2 separate regions of the Homo sapiens genome follow, and region 2 is linked to region 1. A link is a contact called in ENCODE Hi-C data. All regions are on one chromosome and are shown on one strand. Each heading gives the region's core, a stretch centred on a gene start or an enhancer-like site at or near the end of the contact. The rest is flanking DNA. Distances are from core to core; before and after follow the strand shown. Region 1 has its middle 26 kb from the start of LINC02871. Region 2 has its middle 180 kb from the start of LINC02871.

What was found. Hi-C counts contacts between places; a loop is a spot of excess contacts on that map. Pooled maps may share reads with other maps.
Region 2: a map of mammary epithelial cell shows a loop between it and region 1 (4-fold over the local background). The contact joins two enhancer-like sites. A Hi-C loop is called at or near these places in 4 of 168 maps with a recorded cell type or tissue (HCT116, PC-9, endothelial cell of umbilical vein and 1 more) and 2 of 50 pooled maps.

Annotation. Positions count from the first base shown.
Region 1 is chr20:10,997,076-11,004,737 of GRCh38, forward strand. No RefSeq gene overlaps it. Among named protein-coding and RNA genes, the nearest start is that of LINC02871, 26 kb to the right of the region's middle. Within about 2 kb of position 4,861, at least 8 of the 41 ENCODE cell types and tissues checked have a DNase peak (open chromatin) inside an H3K27ac peak, as active enhancers do; they include mammary epithelial cell, where a contact is called at or near this core.
Region 2 is chr20:11,200,124-11,207,826 of GRCh38, forward strand. No RefSeq gene overlaps it. Among named protein-coding and RNA genes, the nearest start is that of LINC02871, 180 kb to the left of the region's middle. Within about 2 kb of position 5,193, at least 8 of the 41 ENCODE cell types and tissues checked have a DNase peak (open chromatin) inside an H3K27ac peak, as active enhancers do; they include mammary epithelial cell, where a contact is called at or near this core.

The DNA of each region.
Region 1 (7,662 bases), core at 3,611-6,110:
AAAAGAAGTGTGATACCAGAGCACATGACAAGAAGTGGGTTTGAGGGTGAGAGGTGGGGGTGGTGTCATCAAAGTCTTTCTTAAGTGAATGATGATGTATAAGAAAAAGTTGATGGTTCTGGACACTGGCTGCACATTGCAGTCTCTTGGGGAGGCCTAAAAACCTTTAGGCCACATCCCAGACCAATTGAACCGGAGAGTTGGGTTTGGGGCGCAGGCATCAGTATTTATTTATTTATTTATTTATTTATTTATTTGAGATGGAGTCTCACTCTGTCACCAGGTTGGAGTGCAATGGTGCAATCTCGGTTCACTATAACCTCTGCCTCTCAGGTTCAAGCGATTTTCTTGCCTCAGCCTCCCCAGTAGCTGGGACTACAGGCGCCTGCCACCATGCGCAGTTAATTTTTGTATTTTTAGTATAGATGGGGTTTCACCATGTTGGCCAGGATGGTCTCGATCTCTTGACCTCGTGATCCGCCCTCCTCGGCCTCCCAAAGTGCTGGGATTACAGGCGTGAGCCGCTGCACCTGGCCAGCATTTTTTTAAATCACCTCAAGTGATATCAGTTTGCAGCCCAGGTTTAAGACTCCCTGAACTTAAGGCTATAGGGGAGATATGCAGGCCTGATGAAAGAGTGACATGAAAGAAGTTAGTGTCAGAACAAAGTGTTTGATAGCACAAAAAAGACCAAGAAGACAAAAGATTTGTGTATGTATAATGCACTTGTGTAATATAATGTATTTACTACATGAGTGAATAAAACAGATTAGCTTTTAATACATGCTATTAAAAGATAAGCTACTAATACATGCATTTAGAGAAGAAGAAATGTTAGGAAAATACTAGTGGAAAATAGGATGTGAAGAGAGGTGAGTTCCTTCCTGTAGAGGAGTTTGCCACTTATGTAAAAAAACTAATCAACATTTATGGAGTGACTACTAAGTGCTCTCTAGCAGATGCCATGAAGACAATCCTTTTCTACTCTCAGTAGTCTCAGGTCTGCTGAGGTAATGCTTCTAGGAAAAACGGTTTTGATTTCAATATAAAATCGTAACTTGATTATGGTTATATGCCCACCTATAGATGGAAGATGGAAAATCCTTGAAAAATGTACTAGTGAACTGGTTCTGCTGATAACTTATTTTCAATACTACTTAAGTAACTATATAATTAGTGGAAAAAAGAATATTGTCTGAGACTAAAATGTGAAATATTAATTGCATTTTTGGTCCCTATTGATAGCCGTCTCTGCATCTACACTCTTGGTAATTGAGACTTTGTGGCTGCTCGTTTGAAGAGATAGAATCTAATTCCCTAGCCTTGTCTCTGGACTGGCCTTATGATTCTCTTTAACCATAGAATGTGGGAGAAGTGATGATGTGCCTATTCTAAGTCTAGGCCTCAAGAAGTCTTGAAAGATTCTGTTCCCTCTTGGTTAGTCCACTGGAGGATGAGAGACCCACGGCCCAATAACCTCCATTGCCTCGGCCAACAGACAGTCAACTTCCAGTCTCACCATTGCCTAGACTACCACAGGGACCACAGACACATAACGGTGCCCAGCCAAGACAAGAAGAAACATCCAGCTGAGTCCAGCCTAAATTGCTGATCTGCAGAATTGTAAGCTAGATAAATAGTTGTTGTTTAAAGACACTACGTTTTGGGATGGTTTGGGATACACCACTAGCTAATAGGTAAAATAAGATTTAAGAAACTTTAAAATAATTTAAAATAAAACTTTAATACATTTTATGGGATGATTCAGGAGACTCCTTCTGAAAAATAAGCCTTGTGGGGACAATGCTAACTAAAAATACAGTTTCTGAACACAAATTGTACTTTATTGCAGCAGTTAGCCTCTGCTCTTTTATTGTAGTATAATTAGTGTAATATCAAATAAACCTGGTTCAAGCCAAGACAGGGAGGTTTCTAAGTACCAATAAGTTGTCTGTCTTGGTAGAAATTTAAAGGAACATGTTGAGTTTATTATTGTGTGGCATGTTATTTATCAGCAGGAGTGATTTTTGACAAAGAGGCCCCAACATAAATTTTCATTCTATTAAAAAATAATCGCAAAGTCCTGCTCCCAATCCAAGGCCACAAATAATTTAATTAAAGCCTATAAAACAGGACACACAAAAAAGTCACTCTGTTTCCTCCACTCCACAACTTGTATGTGTGGCTTACAATGCATTTACTTTATTATCAGTCTTGATAAACTCTGGGGAAGAAAGCCAGGGGTAACCCACCTAATCCTTTCATGAAATGTCTCTCACATGACTTTGAGTTTGTGGGATCTTTTCTCAGACCCCCATGCCTGAGTGCCTTTTGCTGATGGCCCTTCCCCATGAGTGAGGAAGTTGGGTCACTAGTTGAACACTAGGTTCAAGAGAGCATGAGAATCATGCTTGCAGCTGCAGTTAGCTGAGGGGCTGGTGGAGATCACTGCTCCATGATTCTGTATTCTGAGTTCTGCCATTTTAATGATATCTGTACATGTTTTCTATCTTTGAAGATTCTTGGATTTTTACATATCAGAATCCCAAGGCTGAGATATAAAAATTTTAAAAATTAAACTCTTTGATTTTTAAAACCAGTTATTTGCTAAGTTCATGAAATATCCATTTTCATTAAATGAAGAGGTCTATGTGTCTGAGAATTGCATTGGTTTTCTGTCTGGGGGTATAGTGGTTCTCCCCCTGTCCACTTCTGCCAGTTCTGCCAGCATTATTCTTTCTTTACCCCACAGTGCAGGCTGAGGGGAACACCTGCTCTGCACTCTGGGTCCAGGAAAATATTTCATAGACTCATGGGAAAGACCATGTCTTATGGCAGAATGGAGGCTAATTTGGAGGTTAGGAAACCTTGCTCTAATTCTTGCTCTGCCACCCGTTACTGAATGATCTTGGATAGCTCACCAATTAGCTTCTGTTTCACCTATAGAAGGAAAATGTGGGAGTTGACAACCTCTTATATTTCTTTATAGCTACTTATTATGGCAATAATTGGTCAGCATTGGAAGACATGGCCACTATATCTATGATTTTCACTGATTTTATTTCAAGAGCTAAAATAGCCTAAAGAACCTTAGGATTGCCTCCTGCCCTGGCTCGATTAGCCACCTTTAAGGCTTTGAACTCAAAAAGTCCTTAATGCCTTGGGGTTCATGTCCAGGTGATATTTGCAAATGAATATCAATCCTGAAATAATTTAGAGGTATTTTCATTTAACATGTTTAAAGTGAAATTTTTTTTTTGCTTAAAATGGTATGCTTCAATTATGTGGAATTTTTAATTATAGAGACTTGAAATAATTCATGTGATTCACTAGTCCTGGAACTTCTTATCAAAGGATAGTGGGCCTTTTACCAACTCCATTAGGCTATCTCTACAGAAACACATCCTCATGTGAAGGTTTAGTCAAAGAGTTTTGTTGTTATCCAGAGCATGCTGCCCTTTAAAGAGAAGAAAGCTTTCCTTTTTGGGAAAAGACTTCTCTGATCAATTTTGGCTGAGGCTTAAGCAATGATTTATGGGTTTCAGTTGACCCATTTGTTATTTATCTAGGCAAAATGAGTTTTCTATTGATTGAATGTCTCCCCTGATTACGTTTAATCTTTGGAGTGGGATCTAAGGATGGAAGAAAGAGACATTCATGATAAATGTAGCTTTTTTTCCCTAGGAAAACTTGGGAGGAAGACATACTATACCACATGGTCCTTTCCTTTTTCTGTGGATGGCAAAAAGATGCATCACTTCCCGGAGCTTATGATAGAAGATGCTCCTTCGCCAGTGTGAGACACTTAAAAGGACAATGATTTGTGCAGGGAACTAACCCTGTGTGCTACGTGTCCTTTTGCTCCATTTTACTGATGTGACAATTGGAGCAGAATAGTTTATGTGGCAAATTTTCCCAGCATTTATTTGCACTGCTTACTACATTCACATTCTAGTTTACAAATCTTGACAAAGACAACTGAATAGGTGTTTTGCATGAATGTACTTATTTTGTATTGAAGTATGACACACATGCAGAGAAGTGACATTGTCATAAGCAAATGGCTTGATGGCTTTTACAAACTGAATGTATGTATAACCAACATCGAGAACTAGAAGCAGCTTTTTCAGCCCCTCCTTCCTGAAACTTTTCCTCTCCTTCCACCTTGACCAAGTGTAATCTCTCTCCTGACCTCTGGCAGAATAGGTTAGTTTTGCTTATTTTTATTTTTATATGAGGTGAATCTCTAGTGTCTGGGTTCTTTTCCTGAAAGCTGTGTTTATGGAATTCATCCATATCATTGTATGTGGTTATAGATTCTCATTGCTGTGTAGTAGTTCAATGGCATGAATATACACTAATCATTTATCCGTTCCACTGTTGATGTGCAATTGGAGAATTTCCAATTTAGAGCTATTATGAATAATGCTGCTAGAGCCATTCTAATGCATATCTTCCAGTGAACACATATACGCAGTTCTCTTGGGAATATTCCTAAGTGTGGAATTGCTGGGTCGTAGATGTACATTTTTAAAAATCATAATATTAGAGTCGAGTATGCAGAATTGACTGAATTCTAAAACCAAAAGCTAATTTTTTGAAGTGTGAATTTCTGTTTGGGGAAAGTGAATAATGTGAAGAAACATAACATTTTTATTTATGGAAATAAATTTCATGTCCTCTGAGCTAACATCGCCCGTTCTTACGTCTGAATGGCAGGATGTTGAGTGTGCTGACGCGGTCATTTTCTGCGGGGCTGCTCCCAGCTTAGCATTCTTGCCACATAAACTCTTCTAGCCCAAACCTTGAAATACTGCAGGAAGTGGCATCAGCCCTTTTGTGTTCTTTTCCGGCACCAGGTTGCTCATCTCTCCCTGTGCCCATTTGAGGTAATATACTGACAGTTGTCAAGATGAGTCATGGCTCTTTCTCAGACACACAGGGAGACCAAGTTTGTGACTAATCGACAAATCCTCTGGACACAGGCTGAGCCACCAAGAGCCACCCTCGTCCCGGCAAGTTCAGGCCTGGGCTGCAACCTCTGACAGCCAGAGGGGAAAGCAAACATTGGCAGAACAGTTCTGTTTATTTGCTTCTCTGATTTTGAAGACATGCAGCTTTCTCTCACTCTTCTCCATTTCCTCTAAAAAATTTTATTAATCTTAGCTTATTTATGGCCTTTAGCGTTTGTCTGCCTGTTCATGCATGTGCTCAGAATCTAAGGAGTATGGGCATGAATAGAGGCCTCAGGGGAGATGTGGGCTCAAGCCAAGTCCAAGTGGCCTTTGAGCATTGCTGTCTTCCTGGCCACCTTTCACTCCCTATGACTCCTCTGACTCCTTTGCACAGATGTCATTGGATTAATATAAAGCAGGACTTGAAAACAATAAAGAGAAATAAGACGTGAACAAGAAGGATAAGATGAGTTTTTAAGTGGTAGGTACTGATTATCTGCATAGATGTTTCAGGTCTCCTGAGATTTTTCTGGAAACCATTTTCCCAACTGTCCCAAGTTAGTTTTCAGACATTGCTCTAGAGTTGTGTGTGTATGTGTGTTAGTACAATGTCAGCACTAGGTTTTGCAATCACATATGTGCTGCTAGTTCTGTAGCATCTCCATGGAACTAGCCCTTGCAATTATAACAAAGTCTGATATTGGTTGGCTACAAGTAGGTATTGCCTTGTGTATGAGTTGGGTGATATTTTGAATCCCTGGAATTGTCCTCTTCACTTTGCAACATCCACTCACTCAGAAAAAGCCTTGCATCCCTTGCCTGAAGGGTGGAAGAGGTGGGGGTTTAAATTAGTTTCAAGGGACTGGACAATTTCATTCTCACCTACTGAAAGCACCATGTTTGTTGAAGAGAAACTTTCAGAGTAGGCTCAATTAAGCCCAGACAGTTTGATTTAACTTGTTTTTAATTGTAATGGGTTATTTTTTCTGGCACGGAGCCACCCAGAATTTCATCTGTGAGTTCCCCAGATAATCTCCATCTACTTTCACAATTTTCTCAGCAATATTCAGAATTCCCACTACAGTGGGACCTTCTCCCCTCCCCTGTTTTTGTATTCTTTACATCATTCAAGGGTTTGGAGATTAGAAGGCATCCTCTTGGTGAATTGTGGCTGGGAGAGGGGGTTTCTGCAGGAATACTCTTCACAAATCTACAGTCTGTCTTCAGAGGCCAAACTTGTTTCTTGTAGAACTAGAAGTCTCCAACAATGGCAGGCCCCCTTCCTATATTCAGCAATTCCTTCTGTGTCTCAAAATCAGGGAGTTATTGCCTAATCTTTATTACAAAGAAGGGCCTGTTACCATCTCGGTTGGAAAGAGGAGGAATGGAGGAGTTAGTGTTAGGGAAACCAGTGCCCATTAACCTACCACGGTGGTTTGTAAAGTGTGGTCCCTGGATCAGCAACATAAGCATCACTTGAGGACCTCTGAGAGAAGCACACTTACTGAACCAGAAATTCTGGGGCTGGGCTTTTAACAGGTTTTAACAAGCCTTCCAGGTAATTCTCAAACAGGCTACAGTTTGGGATCAACTTCTTTCATCAAAGATTGCTTTTGCCAGTCTTAAATAGTAAGACTGTAAATTTTGGAAGAAGTATCTCTGGGTTTTTCTTCTTCTTCTTTTTTTCTCCATTTTCTTCTGTTTTTCAGTGGTGGTAACTTGTACTGCAAGACAACAGGTATAAAAAAAACCCATGTGAAATATTAGCTGCAATTTCTTTAAGCCTGGGCTCTCTTTTTCCCAGTGGAAGACAGAAGAGCTACTGCAAAATATATTGAATGTTTATCCCCTCACCTTGTATATATTTGAAAAACGATTAAGTCTCTAATCTTAAGTTTCTGAACTGAATGCCTTCCAGACCAGGCTATCTCTCTGTCTTGATTTTTCTGAATAAAGTTATTAACTGCCTTTTTTGATGTATTCTTTTGCACGGTGGCTTCAAAATAGTGTTTTGGTTTTCTTTCCTTTCCTTTTGTTTTTTTCTGGAAATTTCTCCCAAGGGATTCTTAATTATGGACCTCTGTTGAGTATATATGATAACACAAAACTCTGGTTATGGCTGGAAAGCATAGAATTCAGAAGAAGGCTGTCTTACCACTGCTACACCAACAAGTCGAGATAGGTGTTCCACAGTTTGTCCATTACAGGATAAATAGAGAATGGAAGGGCTCACTTCCTGAAACCTCAGTTGATGTCTAACATAGTGCGGGAAGGAGAAGTCATGGAGCAACAAATCATCCATTGTTCATTTCCTTGTCAAAGTTCTGGAAAGCTTTGGTGACTACCCATTTAATTATGAGATTTAAAATCACCTTATTAAAGTATAATTTATATACAATAAAATATTAAATATTAAATATAGAGTTTGATGAGCTTGATGGATGTATACAACTGTCTCACAAATTACAATATATAACATTAATTATTATTATTATTATTTAGATACAGGTTCTCACTCTGTCACCCAGGCTGGAATACAGTGGTATGACCACAGCTCCTTGTAACCTCAAACTCCTGGGCTCAATCAATCCTCGCACCTCAGCCTCCCAAAGTACTGAGATTACAGGTGTGAGCCACCGTGCCCTCCCATAATATATGATATTTTTATCAGCCAGAAACTTCCCGGATGTTCCTTTGTAGCCAGCCC
Region 2 (7,703 bases), core at 3,943-6,442, 200 kb after region 1:
TATGAAGATTAGATAAAATTATATGTGTGAAGCACATGGAAAATCAATGCCTTGATCATTTGTTATGAATATTTTCAACTCAGATACAATGCAGCCGTTTACAGAGGTCTAATAATGAATAAATATAGTGGTTGGAGGTTATGAGAGATTTAAAATGTACACATAAAGCCATTCCTCATTTACAAAATAGTTTAAGAGGAAGAATTACATGTAAAGAATTTAAATAGGACAATTATTCAAGACAAAATAGAAAGTAAAATCAAATAGAAATATTAATGAAATAGAGAAGTGATAGGTTCTCATTTCTTTTTACAATGTGTAAAAAGAAAATATAGTTTATTGGAAATCAATATTAAGGTAGAAAAGAGAATCTCCTTTTTATGTTGAGGGAGCATTTCAGAAGTCATTTAGTTTAACCTTTTGTTTATGATACAAACCTATTTTATGATTTCTCTGAGATCTTATCAGTCAAGGAGTGATTATGTTATATGGCTCATAGTTCATTCACTCAGGAAGCAATCTATTCCATTTTTGAAGAGCTATTAAGAAAAGACAAATAAAAAGCTATCAAAGGTCACTTATAGGAAAGAAGAAAAGGAGTAAAGCTGTTAACTTGTGAAGAGCTTAATTGGAGTACCTCTACTGAAAGTTAGGTTATTCATATTAATCTCTCTGCTAAAAATAATTTTAAAATTCTGAATAAAATATTTTTAAAGGATTAATATGAAGTGTTAAATAACTCATAAGATAGAAATTGTAGAGAAAGATGCAACTCAAAAGATAGAAAACAAAGTTTGATTTTACCATAAAGACAATTGTCAAAACTGAGAAATGTGAACACTGGTTTTGGGAACTTTAGCCTTGAGGAGAAAAAAGAGAAATAAATTAAACTCAGAGCCTTCTAAGGCTGAGGAATCATCAACTTCAGTTAGGCGTTAAAGGATTGTACCATCAGAACAAAAGTGAAGAAGAAATAAGGTGGAACTTAGATGGATTTGCCAACAAATTTGCAATTCCTTGGTGCCTCTTTAGAAAAAAAGAAAACACACACACACACACACACACACACACACACACAGAGTTAATTTTAATTTAGAGTAGTATCAGCATTGGTAGTAACAATGAGTAGATGAAAGAAATAATACTCATTTTGACTAAAGAAGGATAACATTGTCATAGCCTTAAAATACTTCTAAAAAATAATTTTCAAATAAAATGAGAAACACAACGTCAAATAATTCCAAGTACCCACGGAAACAAGGAACTGTGAGCAAGAACCAGCAGAAAACTGAAAATAAAAATGAAGAGTGAAAGAAAAGAAAACAAATTCCAAGATTGTCACATTCTAGAATTAGTAGACACATTATAGAACAATCTGTTTGCTAGATTTAAAGATTTAAAGCCACATTTGAAAATGTTTACAGAGAATAGAAAAGTTTAAGTGATCTAGCATATTTTTCAAAGTAATATTTCTATCCCATTGGTTACTCCTTTTAAAAATTAAAAAGTGTTATTTCTAGAAATAAAAAATATAATAATTAAAAGTTTAAAGTATAAGTTTAAATGCATATTAGATACAATCCAAGAAAGAATTAGAACTGCAAGAAACGTTAGAATAAATTATTTAGGATGTTGCATGGAGAGACAGTGGATGGAATACAGAAGGTCAAGAGGCAAAAAGGATAGATTGAGAAGAACGAATATACCCTTAATTTGATTCCATAAAGGAGAGAATAAAAGTATAATGGAGAGATAATATTTGAATAGAAAATAAATAAAAATTTTCTAGAACTGATTAAGGACAGAATCTAGAGATTTTAAAAAAAGCTAATAAATCTCTAAAAGGGTAAATAGAAAGACATTTACACCTAATCATTCTATCATGAAACTGCAGAATTCTAATGAAGAAGAAAAATCCTGAAAATAGACAAAAGAAAAACAGATTATCTTTAAAGAAATGACTGACAGCTAACTTAATAGCAACAGTGAATGCCAATAGCAATGGAATGGTGACTTTAATGTGCTGAAGAAGGTAAATGTCATCCTGAAAATCTATATCCCGTGAAAGTTACCTTCCATGTGAAGAAGAAATTTAGATTATTTTCAGGCAAACAAAAAGCGAGAGGATTTGCCACCAGCAAACCTACACTAAAAGAAATAGTAAAGAATGTTCTTGAGGCAGAATCAAGTTGAATCCAGAGAGAAGATCCAAAGTGAACAGGGAATGAAGAAGAGAGAACAAAGTGAATATGTGGGTAAGTCTAATAAAATGTACAAAATAACAATAATTAAACATGATAATAAGGTATTAAAGATTAAGACAGAATTTAAATCCAAAACAACATTAACAGATTTACTTGAATGTGATAAAAATGAGTTGAAATGTTCTAAGGACCTTGTCTTTTCTAAGGGAAAATTGAAGTATTGATTAATTTTCTACTTTGATGTATACTAATGTTTTAACTTGTATGATTTTCAAATTAATATTTAAAAATTAGAATAAAAACATTCAAACTGAAATATTACAAGAGGGAAAGGAAATACAATAGAATAGTTAGAGAAAAATAAAAATCAAGAGGGTATATTTTAAACACAAACGTGTTAGTAATCATTGAAATGCAAATAGACTGATTTAAATGCAAATAGACTGAATAATTAAAAGTAAAGAATATTAGCTTGGATTAAGGAAAATTCCTGTGAAATCCGGTACATCCATAATCACTGGAAGTGGGGAATTCATGTTCTAGTTTATGAGGGTGGTGTTCCCTGAAGTTGTGTAGTATACATCCTATGTGTCCCTGGAGCTAACAATAAAAATAAAACAGAAGTAGAAGCTTGGACAAATATGTATTATTTGAGTGTAAAACAAAGGAAAGGTAGTGTTGCAATAGTAATACTAAACATAATAGATTTAAGGCAAAAGGTATAGTCACTTTATAATGATAACAACTTCAACTCACAAGAAGATGTAATGATTTTACATATCCATGCACCTAATGATAGAGATTCACAGCATATAAATCAAAAATTGATGGAACCACAAGAAGACGTGGACAATAAGAGAATCAAAAGAATATATAGGCAAAACTACACTCATATAAGAAACTTTTAACACATCTGTTTCAGGAATTGAAAGAACAAATGAATCAAAAATAACCACTCAGAATTTTAGCATATTATCTTGCTCAGTAGTTAATAGAATTGCAAGGAAAAATCAATACAGTAAAAAAGAGGCTGAAATGCACAAACTAGGTATTTGTATTAGTCTGTTCTTGCACTGCTATAAAGAAATACCAGGAACTGGGTAATTTATAAGCAAAGAGGTTTAATTGGCTCACAGTTCTACAGGTTGTACAGGAAGCATAGCACAGCATCTGCTTTTGGGGAGGCCTTAGGAAGCTTACAATCATGGTGGAAGGCGGTGGGGGAGCAGGTGTCTTACATGATAGGAGGAGGAGCAAGAGAAGTCGGAGCCACCACACACTTAAATGACCAGATCTCAGGAGATCTCATTATCACGAGGACAGCACCAAGTCATGTGGGTCCCACTCCCATGATCCAGTCACCTCCCACCAGGCCCCTCCTCCAACATTGGGGATTACAATTCAACATGAAATGTGGGGGAGGACAAATATTCAAATGATATCTGCATTCATTACAAGGAGTTACTAAACTTTCACAAAGTAGAATAAAGTAGTTCAAATGATAAAAATAGGGCAGAGAAGATAAACATTGCCAAAATTTGGTTCATTGAAAACACAAAATTTTAAAACATCTAGAAAATTAATTTTAAGAAAAGGAAAAAAAAGAAAGCCCAAATAATCAAAATCAGGAAGACAAGGAGGCCATCACACACATAATGCAGACATTGTTAAGATATTACGAACACTCTTGCAAATAAAATGGAAATTTCAGAAAAAACTTGAAAACAATCTTAGAAAAATATAACGTGACTCATCTTACTACTTTTATATACACTTAATGGGAACCTACAGTGGTTTAAATTTTAGAAACAATTGTAAAAGGCCTTAAATATATTCATATACTTTTACTTCGTAGTCTCAATTCTCGGTAAGTTTGCAAAGGAATTATGCCTAAATGCAAACAATAACAACAGCGACCTTGACATACAAACACATTCCACATAGTTACTTACTCAAAAAAGAAAACTGGGCCAAATCAAGTGTGAAACTATTGATGAACAGCTAAAAAAATGGAGACAAGTGGGCCAAAACATCGTTTTTTTTTAATCCACTTTTTTGAAAAATGAGAAATCTATTTTTATTTCATTTTGTTTATATTTGGGCATATACTATAAATGTCCAGCAACAAAGACATTAATTAAATAAGTGATAGAAATATACTATGAAATACAATGAAATCTTTAGAGATGATTGTGTAAAAGTCTTTTTATATTTTGGGGACTCTAGCCCATTTGCATAAATTATCTTAATCCTATAAGAGGAAAATACAGAACCAGTAGGGAAAAAAGAACAAGATCATGGCAAGCTGAAAAGGCACAAAACTTCACTAAATCAAGTCAGGATTCAAAGAGAAAATCTAGCTTTATAGGGAAGCAGTATTAATAATAGTAAAACCCCAATAGTCCATTGTAATGCTTGAGACAAGGCCTCACATTTCAGCAGGTAGAATTATTACCACCCTGGGGACTCACGACCACAAGTCCATCTGTGATCAAAGCAACTCAGTTCCAAGTTTCACTGGATTTGGTGGTGATGTTCCTGATAGGCCTTATTTATCAGTTCTATGGTGACCATTAAAAAAAAAAAAACTCTCACACACACAACAGAATATTTTAAAAATTGAAGTTCATTTTATAATCAATAAGCACACTTAATGCAATGCTATTTTTCATTATTACTAGGTTGATAGTTTATCTTAAAGTTTAAGGCATCTTATTGTCAAGGAACCATAGTGTTTCCAGGGTTCTTCAGACTAGCTCAGGAACTGTGCCTATGGGTGACACCTGGCATTAGAGTTAGCACAGAGGACTTAAAAGCATTGGAAGGGAAAGGAGACCAGAAGTGAAACTGTAGATCATAACACAATCGAGTTATTAACAAAGATTACTTCCAGGTCTCAAAAGCTTGTGCTCTACTATGAGAGACAGGCTAAGAACAGTGACAAACCCTAGAATATCCTCCAGCAAATACTAGGAAGTTGGTTCGTAAGATCACTTTCCCAACTGCTACGCCCTCTGTTGGTAGGCACAGTTGATGAGTCTGACCTCACACAGAGTTTTGCTTCTGTCTTTCAAAGTCTGCAGGTTGGAAGGTGTAAAGCTGTGGAGTTTCACTGCCAAGTTCTGTGGCACAGGCTGTATACTCTAAGAATTTAAAGGCGAGATATTGAAAAGGACTAAGGAAGGATTAATGAGTTAGAGTTGGGGCTTAAAGAATTTCAATAGGTAAAAAGAGGGCTTTTCCAGGGCTAATAAACATGGAACTTGAGAGGGGAAGAAGGAAGGTGCATTTTTGGCATAGTGTTTCTTCTGGAGCATTTCCTTATTCAGCTCTGGAAGTTCTTTGGCTAAACTGGAATTGCAAAGGCAAGAATCTACTTGGAAATAACTGGAATGTGACAATATATTTCTCTCTGCTTCTCCCTCCTGACACAGAATTGGAGCCTAAGCCTCTTTGAGACTTTTCAGTCAAAGCTGGATTTTCATGCTAACGTATCTTAACCATACAGGCCCATTCCACATCTTGCAAATCTTGTGCCAGAAAAGGATTTCCACTGCCTTGCAAAGCTGTCCTGGCACAAACAGACCTCTGCGGGCATAGAACAGAATGAGCACAGAAAGACTACACAGCTTCCTGTGCTTGACAGGGTAGGAAGGAGGCTCTGCGCTATTCCCCTCGGGGGAAGAATCCCACACACTAAGTATAATTTCCAGGCAAGTTGAGTAATGGGGCAAAATTAAATTGGACTCTCCTTCTGTCTTAAACCTAATTAATCTTCCTCTACCATGCACTTACTCCACTAAAATATGGCATTAAAATTCCAGCACTTTAGTTAGCACTTTCCAGCAGCTTTCTATAAGGAGTAGTAACCTGATCTACTAGTTCATGAAATCCTAATATGGAATAATTTAGAAAAGTGAAAGGGTTGGTTCTCAGCAAATAAATAAGATATTGACTTAGGAATTTTAGATCCCAACAGTAGAAAAGCAGTGCCCCAGAGATATAAGTATTGTTATTATTATTACTTTGTTGTGTGATCTTGAGTCTAAGAAATCTATCATGTTAGTTGTTAGTGTAATTACATGCTTTGTGAGCATACTCCTTGCTAAGGATTTGTGGAAACAGAACTCCCTAATCTATAACTGTTAGTAACTCATATTTATTTTGAATTTGTTCTGGCTTCTGTTTTTCACATATTTAAGTGTCAGATTTGCTGTTGTGTGCTAGGAAAAAAAATGTTTACTTCAAAATCAACCATATTTTGATTTCAATGTACATCACAGCTTCAGGGTAGAAGTGCCCAGGATTGAGATGGTTGAACAAGGGTATATTTTCCACCTGCCTTAAAACTTAATTACAACTAGAATCTTTTCTTCCCCCTTAAGTGAGTAAATCCCAGACCAAACCTCTCATGTATTTACTTGTTTTGTCCATGCTAAGACTACAAAAAGAGAAAACATATTCTGGCAACAGTTATCCTAAGAGAGAAAAATTGCAAAATACCTAACATGTTGAAACATTTAGAAATATACCACAAATATTCATGTTTATGGGTTGTTTATATGTGCATTTACATATATATGCATATATTATTATGATAGCTTAATAGGAAAGATTCCTGCATATTATAAAACTTAGATTTATCACCAACTCTAGTTTTATGACATTGACTAGAAAGGAAGGACCAGAAATAATGGTTCTCTTTAGCTTTAGATTGGGTGATTTTTACCATTTATGTATATTTTATTTGATTGGCATAATATAGTGGAGCACATGAGCAGGTCATGTACATAATTCTCTTTTTTTTCCCTGAAGGCCAAGCATATAAGAACATAAGAGTGAAGTTCTAAAAGATTTTGTAGATAAATGATTGCAATAAGATGACTATCGATATTTAGGTATGTTTTAAAAGGACAGAAACTTAATTTGTTGTTTCTTATTGTATTGTTTCTTTAATATTTACTTAATTGCTTTCATTATTAAATACCTATAATTAATTGATTGCATGAAGAAAGCAAGAAATAAGTGAATAAAAAATATGTCTATACCAAATGACATATATAAAGTATAAAACAATGATCAGTTAGATCATAAATATTTTAGCTTCTGCAGTTCATACAGTCTCTGTTGCAACTAGTCAACTCTACCATTTTAGAGCAAAAACAGGTATGGATAAAGTATAAACAAGTGAGTGTGGCTGTATTCCAATAAAATATTGTTTACTAAAATAGTCTACAGGCTGAATTTATCCCATGGGTCATGCTTTGTCAAGAGCTGATTTAAGGCATCAAGGGCAGCCCTTTATTCTCAAAATAAATAATTAGCTTATAGGTATTTTAATAATTTGCAAGACTTCATGAAAGGATCGGCTCAGAGGAAACACAATTCACCCAAACTTTCTACTGACAAGTCATCAGTATATAGATGGTGTACAGGACCAAGCAGGCCTTTAGACTTTCTCTCCTCCCTGCCACTAAATTCCTTTTGGCCTTGCTGTAT